Linked DNA regions of Homo sapiens: region 1 is linked to region 2. The links are chromatin contacts, found by Hi-C in ENCODE. All regions are on one chromosome and are shown on one strand. Each heading gives the region's core, a stretch centred on a gene start or an enhancer-like site at or near the end of the contact. The rest is flanking DNA. Distances are from core to core; before and after follow the strand shown. Region 1 overlaps MNAT1 (MNAT1 component of CDK activating kinase). Region 2 overlaps SLC38A6 (solute carrier family 38 member 6).

Region 1 (6,237 bases), core at 771-3,270, 180 kb after region 2:
GCATAGTAAAAAGAAAATAATTTAAATGTGCACAAGAAAATATCTATTTAACACAAAAAAGAGCAATAAATGAGGAAGAGAAGAACAAAAAGCACCATGAGAAATATACAAAACAAACATTAAACGTAAATAGCTTGAACACTATAAAAACAAAGACTATCCAAATGAAAAACATCCAGCACACATTAGAATCAAAGATATAAAATAGGTTGAAAGCAAAAGTGTGAAACAAGATAAACAATGTAAACAATAACCATAAGAGAGCTGAAGTAGCTGTACTAAAATAAAACAAGTCTTTTTTTTTTTTTTTTTGAGACGTTGTCTCACTCTTTCACCCAGGCCAGACTGCAGTGGTGCGATCTTGGCTCACTGCAACCTCCGCCTCCTGGGTTCATGCCATTCTCCTGCCTCAGCCTCCTGAGTAGCTGGAACTACAGGTGCCCGCCAACACACCCAGCTAATTTTTTGTATTTTTAGTAGAGACGGGGTTTCACCGTGTTAGCCAGGATGGTCTCGATCTCCTGTCCTCATGATCCGCCCGCCTCGGCCTCCCAAAGTGCTGGGGATTACAGGTGTGAGCCACCGTGCCCGGCAAATAAAACAAGTCTTTAAGACAAAAACTGTTACTAGAGACAAAAGCATTTCATAATGATAAAAGGGTCAATATCATGAAGATATAAAAATTATAAACATACAAAAGGAGTCTCAAAATACATGAAGCAACGCTGGACAGAATTGAGAGAGAAATAAACAATTCAACAATAATAGTCAGAGATTTCAAAACTCCACTCAATAATTGATAGACAAACTAGACAGAAAATCTGTAAGGACACAGAAGACTTCAACATAACCATCAAGCAACATGATGTAACTAACATCTAACACATTCTTCCCAAATATAGAATAAAATTTCAAGTACTTGTGGAACATTCTCCACAATAAAAAATATATTTGGCCATAACATAAGTAACGGTAAATTTTAAAAATTGGGATCATACAAAGCATGCCCTCAAACCAAAGTGGAATTAAATTAGAACAACAACCTCTAAATAATCCATGGTCAAACAAGAAATCACAAGAAAAAATTTAAAAATGTATCCAATTGTATGAATATGAAAATACAACATATTATTGTAGCAAAAGCAGTATGTAGAGGTATTATAGCTTTAAATGCCTATTTTTAGAAAAGAAGAAAGACCTCAAATAAATAACCCAAGTTTCCACCTTAAGAAATTAGGAAAAGAAGAGCAAAGCTTATAAGCAGAAGGACAACCATAAATATTAGAATGGAGATCAATGAAATGGAAATCAAAAAAAATTTTTTAAAAATTCTTAAAACCAAGGTTGATTCTTTGAAAAGATCAACAAGACTGTCACACCGCTAGGTTGATGTGCCAAGGGAAAAAAAAGAGAAGGAACAAAACTACCAAAATAAGAAATAAAAGAGTGAACGTGATCCTGACCCTACAGAAATTCAACTTAGAAGAAACTGACCAATTTCTAGGAATACTCAAAATATCAAGACAAGGAATGAAGGAAAAAGAAAAAGGAATAGGAGAATGGGGAAGGGGAGGCAAGGGGAGGAAAGGAAGAGAGGGAGGGAAAAGAGAGGAAGGAAAAAGAAACGGGGATAGAAAAAGGAAGTGTGAATAGGCTTATTATTAGTAAAGAAATTGAAACAGTATTTGGAAATCCTCTCATTAATAAAAGCCAAAACCAGATGGTTCACTGGTAAATTCCATCAAATATTTCAAGAAAAAATAATACCAATGGTTCAGAAACTCTTCTAGAAAGCAGAGGACAAGGGAATATTTTCCAAAACATTTTATGGGGTCAATATTATCCTCATACTAAAGTCTAACAAAGCCACACTAAAACAAGGATGAAGCACAAAAACTTTACACTAAGTCAAAGAAGCTAGGCTCAAAAGACTACATTTTGTATTATTCTATTTATAGAAAATGTCAAAAAAGATAACTATACAGAAACAGAAAGTAGAGAAGTGGTTGCCTAGGGCTCGGAGTGAAAGCAGAAGTAACTATCAACTATCACAAGGCATCTTCTGCAGGTGATAAACTATTCTAAAACAAGATTATGGTTGCAGATCTCTTTAATATTACTAAAAAATTATTAAATCATATGCTTAATGTGAGTGGATTTTATTGTATGTAAATTATACTTCAATAACTGTTTAAGAAAAAACCGGTTCAGTGACTAGATCAACAACATCTACCTAGACTAATCAAGATTAAAGGCAGAGTGCTGGGAATTTGCTAAAAATTAGCAGTGTAACTCTTATAGGCATTTAAAGAATTAAGAAAATATTATAAACAACTTTATGTCAACAAATACACTTTAGATGAAATTCTCAAATTCTTTGAAAAATACAACTTACTAAAAAAAATAGAGAAAAGCTGAGTAGATTTTTTAACTGAGTTTATAAAAAACCTATATACAAACAAATTAGAGTCCCAGATGGTTTCACTACTGAACCCTATAGAAACACATAAAAAAAAAACATTAATTTCATACAAACTCTTTCAAACATAAGGTAGTAGACCCCACTTTCAAGTGAAGCCAATGACGCTAACAAAACCATTGCTAGCATTACTGATAAAAACATTATATTACTCCAAAGCTAAACAAAGACATCTACAGGAAAAGTATAGAGCCATATCCCTGATGAATACAGACACAAAAATCCTTAATAAAAATATTATCAAATTGAATTCACATATATCATAACCATGTAGAATTTATCACAAGAATGCAAAGTTAATATATAAAAATGAATCAATTTAAATCACTAACAGTATAAAGAAGAAAAATGATATTTAATAAACACAGAAAAAGCACTTGACAGAATTCAACATCTACTCATAACTTTTCAAAAATTTCAGTACTCTAGAAATGGAAGGAACTTTCCTCAATCTGATGAAAGACATTCATGAAAATTCTACAGCTAGTATGACATATAATGTCAAAAGACTAAATGATTTCTCTCTTAGGTGGGGAATAAGGCACTGCAATAGGGCAAGTAACAGAAATAAAAGGCAGAGAAGTAAAACTGTCTCTAAATGCAGTTAACACAATTGTTTATATAAACAATCCTAAAAAATCTAAAAACGACTACTCAATAAGTAAAATAGAAAAGCTCATCGCACGCAAGCCCAATGTAAAAATATACATACCAGGATTAAGCAATAGAAAATGAGATTTGAAATAACTATTTCCTTGAAAAGAGCATCCCACACATAAAATACTTAGGGAAAAAAATGACAATAAGTCTAACACAAACCACTGAAAACTACAAAACATTGCTGAGATAAAGAGGCCCTAAATAAATGAAGCATACCATGTACATGTAGTGGAAGACTCAGTATTTTAGATCTTAATTCTCCCCACATTGATCTATAGATCCAATCAGAATATCAATTATACTTTTACCAAGAATTTTTGTAAAAACTGACAAACTGAATCTAAAATGTTAAGGATATGCAAAAAGCAATCTTGAAAAAGAAAAAGAATTGGAACACTTATACTACCTTAATTCAAGAATTACTATAGTAATCAAGATAAGTTATTGAAACAGAATAAGGAAAACAGAAATAGACCTAAACTTATATGCAGTCAATTGATTTTCAACAAAGGCACCAAATATGTGAAAGCAATCCAATGAAGAAAAGTATTCTCTACAAATACAACTAAATGTTCACATGCAAAAAAGAAACCCAAACAGGTACTGTATACCATACATAAAAATTAATACAAGATGGATCAGGAACCCAACTATAAATGCAAAAACTACAAAGTTTCTAAACAGGAGAATTATCGTTGTGACTTGGGGGAAGGAAAAGGTTCCTTAGATAGGACACAAAAATTACCTTAAAAGAAAAACATTCATAAATCTGACTTCATCAAAATTTATAACTTCAGTTCATCAAAAAACATTACTAAGAAAAAGAAAAAGTGAGCCACAGACAAGAGAAATTATTCATAAAACAGATGTCTGACAAAGGACTTATGTTCAACACATTGTAAAACATTTTACAAATCAATAGTAAAAGCACAAACAACTCAATTTTTTTAATGGACATAAGATTTTAATAGAGTCATCACAAAAAGAGATATAAAAAAGGCAAACGAGGCCGGACGCAGTGGCTCATGCCTGTAATCCCAGCACTTTGGGAGGCCGAGACAGGCGGATCACGAGGTCAGGAGATTGAGACCAGCCTGGCCAACACGGTGAAACCCCGTCTCTACTAAAAATACCAAAAATTAGCCGGGCATGGTGGTGGGTGCCTGTAATCCCAGCAGCTTGGGAGGCTGAGGCAGGAGAATAGCGTGAACCCGGGAGGCGGAGCTTGCAGTGAGCTGAGGTCGCGCCACTGTACTCCAGCCTGGGCGACAGAGCGAGACTCCATCCCAAAAGAAAAGAAAAAAGGCAAACGAATGAATAAAAAATGCTGAAAACCATTAGTTCTCCAGGAAATAAAAATCTAAATTACAATGAGATACTATCAATCATCACCAAAATAACTAAAATTAAAAAGATTGACAACATTAAATATGACTGAAAGTGCTAGGATTACAGGCATGAGCCACTGTGCCCAGCCAGCTGCTTTACTAGTAATAGTCAAAAACTATAAACAGCTCAGGTATTCCCCAACAAGAGAATTGCTAAACAGATATACACACATTCCCTGACTTATGACGGTTTGACTTACAAGTTTTTGACTTCATGATGACGCAAAATCAACAGGCATTCAGTAGAAACTGTAATTCGAATTTTGATCTTTTCCTGGGCTAGCAACATGCAATAGGATGCTCTCTCATGATGCTGGGCTAATGTAAGTGTTCTGAGTACTTGTATTAAGGAAGCCTATACTAAATTATGATGTTCAGCAGGTTAGGTATATTAAATGAATTTTTGACTTATGGTATTTTCAACTTATGATGGGTTTATCTAGACATGCCCCATCAAATAAATTGAGGAGCATTTATATTCAAACAAATGGAATATTACATAGCAATATAAAGCAACTAATTCTTGATATACAAAACAACAAAAACAAGTCTCAAAATATTCTGCTGCTTCTCCTGCATATGACCATTATACAATAACAAGACCAGATTGACCATTCCCCACTTAAGCAACTAGAAAACTGAACAAAATAAGAATCAATGGTTTCCAGAAATTGAGTAACAGCCAGTACAGAACTGTGAGCCCCAAGGGAAGAAAAACAAATGAAATGAACCCTTTGATTGCCCTGGCTTCCTGCATGGGGGCCATTTCCAGGCTATAATACATAGAGAAGTAACCCAAACAGAGCCTAGGAATCAAGGAGACGAAAATCAGACTTCAGGGATCCCAGGGCAGCTATAATTTGCAGGGCAGATTACCAGAGAGGAAAATGCCACACAGAGAAAAAACTCTAAAGTGGGAGTTAACAAATATTTTCTGTAAGGAGCAGATAAGTATTTTAGGCTTTGCAGGCCATATGATCTGCATCATAACTATCCAATGATGCTATTATAATGTAAAAGCAGAAAAATATATGTAAATGAATGAGAATGGCTATGTTACAATAAAACTTTAATTACAGTAACAAGTAGCAGGTGGGATTTAGTCAGTTAGCTGCCGTTTGTCCACCTCTGCTCTAGAGAATTTCACAGTGATGTCCTCAACTTTTGTCTGGGTTTTGAGCTGCACATGAGTGGAAATTACTGAACACCAAGAAATGAACCTGGAAAGCAACGTATTAAACAATTCTCAAAGCTCATACAGAAACAGTTCATATATTCCCAATAAACAAGGTAAAAAGACCTCTCAATAAATACATATGGCATCAGATAGGGTCTTCAGAATAGTATCACCATGAAAGTGGAGCTAAATTAGCCTAACATTAAAATCTGTTCTTGTACATGCTAACAATGCTTAAAAGCAAGATTTGCAAGGATATAATAGATTATAGCTAACTTAACTGCATCCCCAAAGTCTTATAATATTTAATGGAATACCAAAAATTACCAGGTATTCCAAAAAGACAGAAATATGTAACGCACTTCAGGAAAAAAAAATCAGTCAATAGAAGCAGACTCAGAAAGGACAGAAATGTGAAATTAGCAGGACAAGGATATTAATACAGCTAGCATAAATATATTCCACATGTTCATGAAGGTAGAGAAGAAATATGAATGATGAGAGAAATCAAAGGTGCAAAAAAGACCCAAACA
Region 2 (5,396 bases), core at 2,335-4,834:
ACTCAGAAGATTTGTAGTCAGAACTTCAATTTAACAGAGTAAGATTCTCTTTCCTCCCAGAGATTATGTTTGTGTGTATGTGTTGGGGCCAAAAAGGAAACGCCCATGAAGAACAAAGAGTGTTTGGGAGGCCAAGGCGGGCGGTTGACGAGGTCAGGAGTTCGAGACCAGCCTGGCCAACATGGTGAAATCCTGTCTCTACTGAAAATACAAAAATTAGCCAGGCGTGGTGGCAGTTGCCTGCAATACCAGCTAACCTGGGAGGCTGAGGCAGGAGAATCGCTTGAAACTGGAAGGCGGAGGTTGCAGTGAGCCGAGACTGCACCACTGCACTTCAGCCTGGGTGAAAGAGCAAAATTCCACCTCAAAAAAAAAAAAAAAAAAGAATAAAGAGTATACTTTGTGTGCACATTAATTTTATTACTTATTTATATATCAGGAAACATTTCACTTTCTCCTTACAAAACTTACAAAAGCTAAGAACAAAAATGAAAGTCAAGTTTCAATGGCAAAAATCTGGGGAAAAATTGATTAAAAGGCTCAAATAGTTTAAGAAGAATGTATATTTCTCAATCAACATCATTTGAAAGGAGCTGAACTTCATGATTACAATGCTATGTGACCATTTAACTTGAGGAAAAAAAGGATACATGCTACTTTGCGTGTAAATTTGTATGGAGATAGATAATACTATAGACACAAAAACATACACTCTCAATTTTTTTTAGTAAAATAACATGTATTTATGTCAAAGTAAAATTTAGAACAGTTAAATAATCACTTCTCTGTGATGAAAATATACATATACATATTTTTTCAGTTTACAACGATTTCTTTTTCCCTAGCAGAAGTACAGCTATGTCTCAGTGGGTTGACTAAAATCCACTGAGACATTTCTGCAAAATCTTTTAGTTATGGGGTATTACAACTGATTGTATGTGAAAATGTGTTCTGTATTGTTCATATTCTCGTAAGGAAAAATGCTATCAATTTGGCACAGAACAGAAGGAAGGTTTAGACTAACCTTCTCCATTCAAGGATTTGGAGTTTTTATAATATTTTACCGATTCCAAAGAACTCTACACATATGGTGCAAAGATAAAAATTGTGAACTGAATTTTCTGAAACCGGCCTAGACTTACTTAAATATATCTTGTGAGAGAGACAGAAAAGAAAAAAGACAAAATACTTTGAAAACAAGGAAAGCAGACTTCCTATAAAATGTAATTTATTATCTGCCCATCTTTCTTTCTTGCTTGGATTAATCCAACACCACATGCATTTCTAAAGTTTCAGACATTCATCTCTTTCAGTAATTTTCTATTATTTCTTTTGGACCTTTAGCTGTAGAAAGCTTCAGTGAATATGAGATCCTATTTCTTTCTAATATAATATCTGTCATTCTTTCCAGAATTTCTATTAGCCCCTGGCTAATCATCTGATCACTTTTATCCTTTGTTGTACCCTCAACTCTTTGGTTTTCAAATGGGAGTACTATTTCATTAGATTCCAGTCTGAAGAATCATGTATATTTTAAGAAATATGAACTCACCAAACGTGTTTCTCTCTCAAAGAAGACCTCACATACAAGATACAAATATAATAAAACATGCAAAACATTGCTTCTTTTCTAGAGAATGTTAGTATATATTTTAAGAGTATACAACCACAGAACTTACTATAGGGGAAAACCCACACGGATTAAGCCAGTAAAACAAAGGCCACCACCATTCTATTCACTATGAAAATTATTTTTTTCTTAATCACAAGTAAACTTTCATGTAAGAACTAGCTAGCACTTTAACACATTATATTATATATAATACAGAAAAGAAACAAAAAGATTACCAAATACACATTAAGTTAGGAAATATATCTTAATTAAATTCATACAAAAGAACAATCAGCTCAATAAAATGAACTGGAAAAGTTTTAAAGATATACTATTGATAGGAATGCTCATATTGCCTTTGTTTTTAACTAAAAGGTTTACTAGATCAAATAGCTGTCTGCCACAGTTTTTGTCTTATGTCTTTTATAAATGGCATAAGAAAGTGTTTAAGCACTTATCTTACAGACCAATCATAAGCAAAAATTTGCAAATGATTTTGGGTGACATGGACACCTAGTATAGATTCCTAAAACAAGACACACCATGTTCTACTCTAAATTAATAGCTGCAACTGGGTCATCCACAAGAGCCATGCATATAGTTAAGTGGCCCCAAACCACCAAAGCCAAAATCAGTGCCAGAAGATATACCTTGATGTCAGGTATTCAGCCATTATAAATCACTTAGTTTTAGCACATTAACTAAATAGGTATTCTTTTCTACTTAATTTTAAACTAATATAACTCATTTAATAGAAACTTCTCTGGGAAAAAATAAAACATCTGTCAACTGAAAACACAGAAGTTGAAAGCACTCTTTAAAAACAACATGGAGAAGCAACAGTAATATTAAAAAGTGACTAAAATGGGGTAAAATCTGATTAGGTAATAGCAAGTTGCAAGGTGTTAATATCTGCTGATCTAATTATAAAGTGAAATAAATGAATTGGGCCCGGGAGGTTGAGAGGAGAGATGTTAGAAACACAGAAACAGGGAAGGGACTCTGGGCAGAGATCCATGAAAACAGCTAACATCTTTGTTTTTTAGATGCCTACTGTATGCTTGGTAGTATTCTACACAAGTTATTTCCTCACTTAATCTTTACACAAACCTGTGAGGTACATATTACTTATTTCACAGAATATAAGGAAGCACAAAGAAGTAACTTGCCCAAGCTAGTGATGGTGCAAACAGCCCGCCTGGGTTGAGAAACTCGTTCTATTAACTAGTATGCCATGAGAAAGTGCAGGAGCAAAGTGAAAAAGTAAACCAACAAAACAAAGACAAATAAGGAAAGTCTACCAGAAGTACCACTCTTCAGAATTATTTTTCTTTTTTAAATCAGTATTTAAACAAACTACTTTTGAATGCTGAGATTAACAGTTGACTTCAAAGGAAATGAATATCACAGAGAACATTAGTCAGAAGCTTTAGTAACACTTAGAATTTTCATTTCATCTTGAGATATATTTTCAATGTATTTCATTTTTCAGTATTGGAGCTCCTTTGGTGATGTGATTAGTTCAAAATTCATGGAGTTTCATGATGAGATTCTATTGCATCTACTGCTATGACTCTACTGTATTTACGGCTGTGATTGTAGTTCTGAAGAGGAAGTTTCCTATTCTCACGTATTTGAAATATTAACACTCCACTGAAATCCAAAAAATAAAAATCAGTCTCTGTGCTTCCAAATACTGTATTCTTATGAGTTATTTTTCGCAGCACTCTGAAAATGCTTCCCAAGTTGTCGTTATTAAGCATACAAACTTAAAAAAAACAAACCAACCCTAATTGGAGTTTGGGCCTAAGACATCATTACAGTTTATGAAGATAAGAATCTTTTTTGTTAAACATGTAAAATATATGTATGAGGACAGAATTACTTACAGCTATTTTTAAAACAGAATTAGGTTTTCAGCACTTGGGGGAAGTTCAGCAATTCTTAAAGGATTACTCAGCCCTAAACAAACGGATGTGCTACGGGGAAAAAATAAGTTTGCCTTTCTGTCTCAGAGAGATTCAATTTTATTTCAAACATGTTTTTAGTCATGGATACTAACTGGTTTATTCTATTCAATGTGTCTCATTAATCTGGTGGTCCCACAAAATATCTAAATGCCACTGAAGTTCTATATGCACTCAAATAGTACAGAACACATGCATAAATGAAAATCAAAATATATGGGGGAAAATGCTCCCCCATGACCCTAGAAAAAAATGTATATCTTTGTCTTATCATTTTCAGGATCTTAAATTTGATTAAAAAATGACCAAAATATCTACTGTTCTGAAAATTTTATAATTTTCAATAGAAATTACTATGAAAAATATTTTCAAAACCTTAAAAAAGATACACTACCAGTAAATGTTGTCAAATGAAGTGCTTGTGAAAAAGACTCTCCAAATTTCCTGTACCTCTCCTATTCTAAGGCAGTGCTTTCTAGAATTTCTAGACAAGTCTCAAGAAAGCTGCAGTTTCACCACAGATAAACTGACCAGCAGATGGCGATGTATCTGCGCGCCCAATCCTAGTTTCCCAAGAGACAATACAAACTAGTATATCTGAAACACTCTTAGTACTTTACTAGCCTACCAAAAAGTAAATAAATAAAATGCATGAATGAATATACAGGAAGAAAGCAAATCCAAGTAGTTTCTAGCATCTAATATTGTGAATTTTTCAAATACTGAGAATTTGAGATTTTTATAATTCTCAATTGAAAATGATCTTATTTATACCTTTCTGAGATTTAGAAATGGGGTTACCCGAGTCCATAGATTACCAAACTGAGGTGTTAATAAAGGCTGCAAGAGTAAGGTGTGTGGATTCTGTGCCAGACTGAAACATCTGGGTCATTCTAGCAATTTCAGGAGGTTTCAGTAAGACTACTAATGTTTATGGTTTTCCTTTCACAAAACGTAGTAATGATTAAATTTTTAATCTCCTTTAAAGAACTGGGGCTTTGAAGAATTAAGGAAAGCATATGCTATTCATAGTAATCCTTCATATTTATAAGAGCAAAATAAGAATATAACATCCCCCTAGGAGCTACTCATCTTTCCACATTTTGAATTGGGCAAGTTGTGAAACCAGAAATAACATCAATTGACTTCACTGTTATCATGTGCTTGTAAGAGTTAATAAGACTTTTTCTGGCTTGACTAAGAAGATGATTGGGATGTAGTGTTTGATTTCTAGTGATAATTCTAGCCTACTGAATGGTTTACTTCAGGAGTTCAAATGAATGTGAAACCAACTACTTACCTTAGTTTTTAAGAAAAGAATCACATAATACAACACTGTTACAGGAACTATGTGAAAACTACCTTATACTTACTTTCTACTACAGTTATTAATCTTTTATCTTTAGTTAGGCTGCCAAATTCAAACTCTCTAAGCCAGAATTGTCCCCTATAACAGCATTAAATGTTAAAACTTCCAGACACATCTTTTCTGACTTTGGGTCCCAGTAGCAGTGGCTCTCAACAAATGCTACTCCAGCACCTGAGGAAATGGGCTGCAGAGGGTTACCTCTGGCTCTAGCCAATGTTGAGCCTGTTATTCATTAGTATTGGGAAGATATCAGGAATTGCTTTTAAGTAGTAATTTACTATATGGTTCCCAAATTTCCAAAGCCAAGGATTTCTATAACCTTAGAATAAGAGTGTTAAATCTAGTGTGTTGCATTTTTTTCCATTATAAAATTTAGAGATTTACAGACAGTAGATTTTTTCAATCAATTTGTCAGACCACACTAGAGCCTTGTGACTAATACTTGGTG

The links. A loop is a pair of places that touch in the nucleus more often than their neighbours do. Pooled maps may share reads with other maps.
Region 1: a loop to region 2 is called in a pooled map, with 2.9 times the contacts of the local background. The contact joins two enhancer-like sites. A Hi-C loop is called at or near these places in 2 of 37 single-sample maps with no recorded cell type and 4 of 50 pooled maps.

What each region holds. Positions count from the first base shown.
Region 1 is chr14:60,841,479-60,847,715 of GRCh38, reverse strand. The region is part of intron 6 of MNAT1 (MNAT1 component of CDK activating kinase); the gene reads right to left. Among named protein-coding and RNA genes, the nearest start is that of MNAT1, 110 kb to the right of the region's middle. Within about 2 kb of position 2,020, at least 2 of the 41 ENCODE cell types and tissues checked have a DNase peak (open chromatin) inside an H3K27ac peak, as active enhancers do.
Region 2 is chr14:61,024,144-61,029,539 of GRCh38, reverse strand. All of the region lies in intron 5 of SLC38A6 (solute carrier family 38 member 6), which reads right to left. Among named protein-coding and RNA genes, the nearest start is that of SLC38A6, 46 kb to the right of the region's middle. Within about 2 kb of position 3,584, at least 3 of the 41 ENCODE cell types and tissues checked have a DNase peak (open chromatin) inside an H3K27ac peak, as active enhancers do.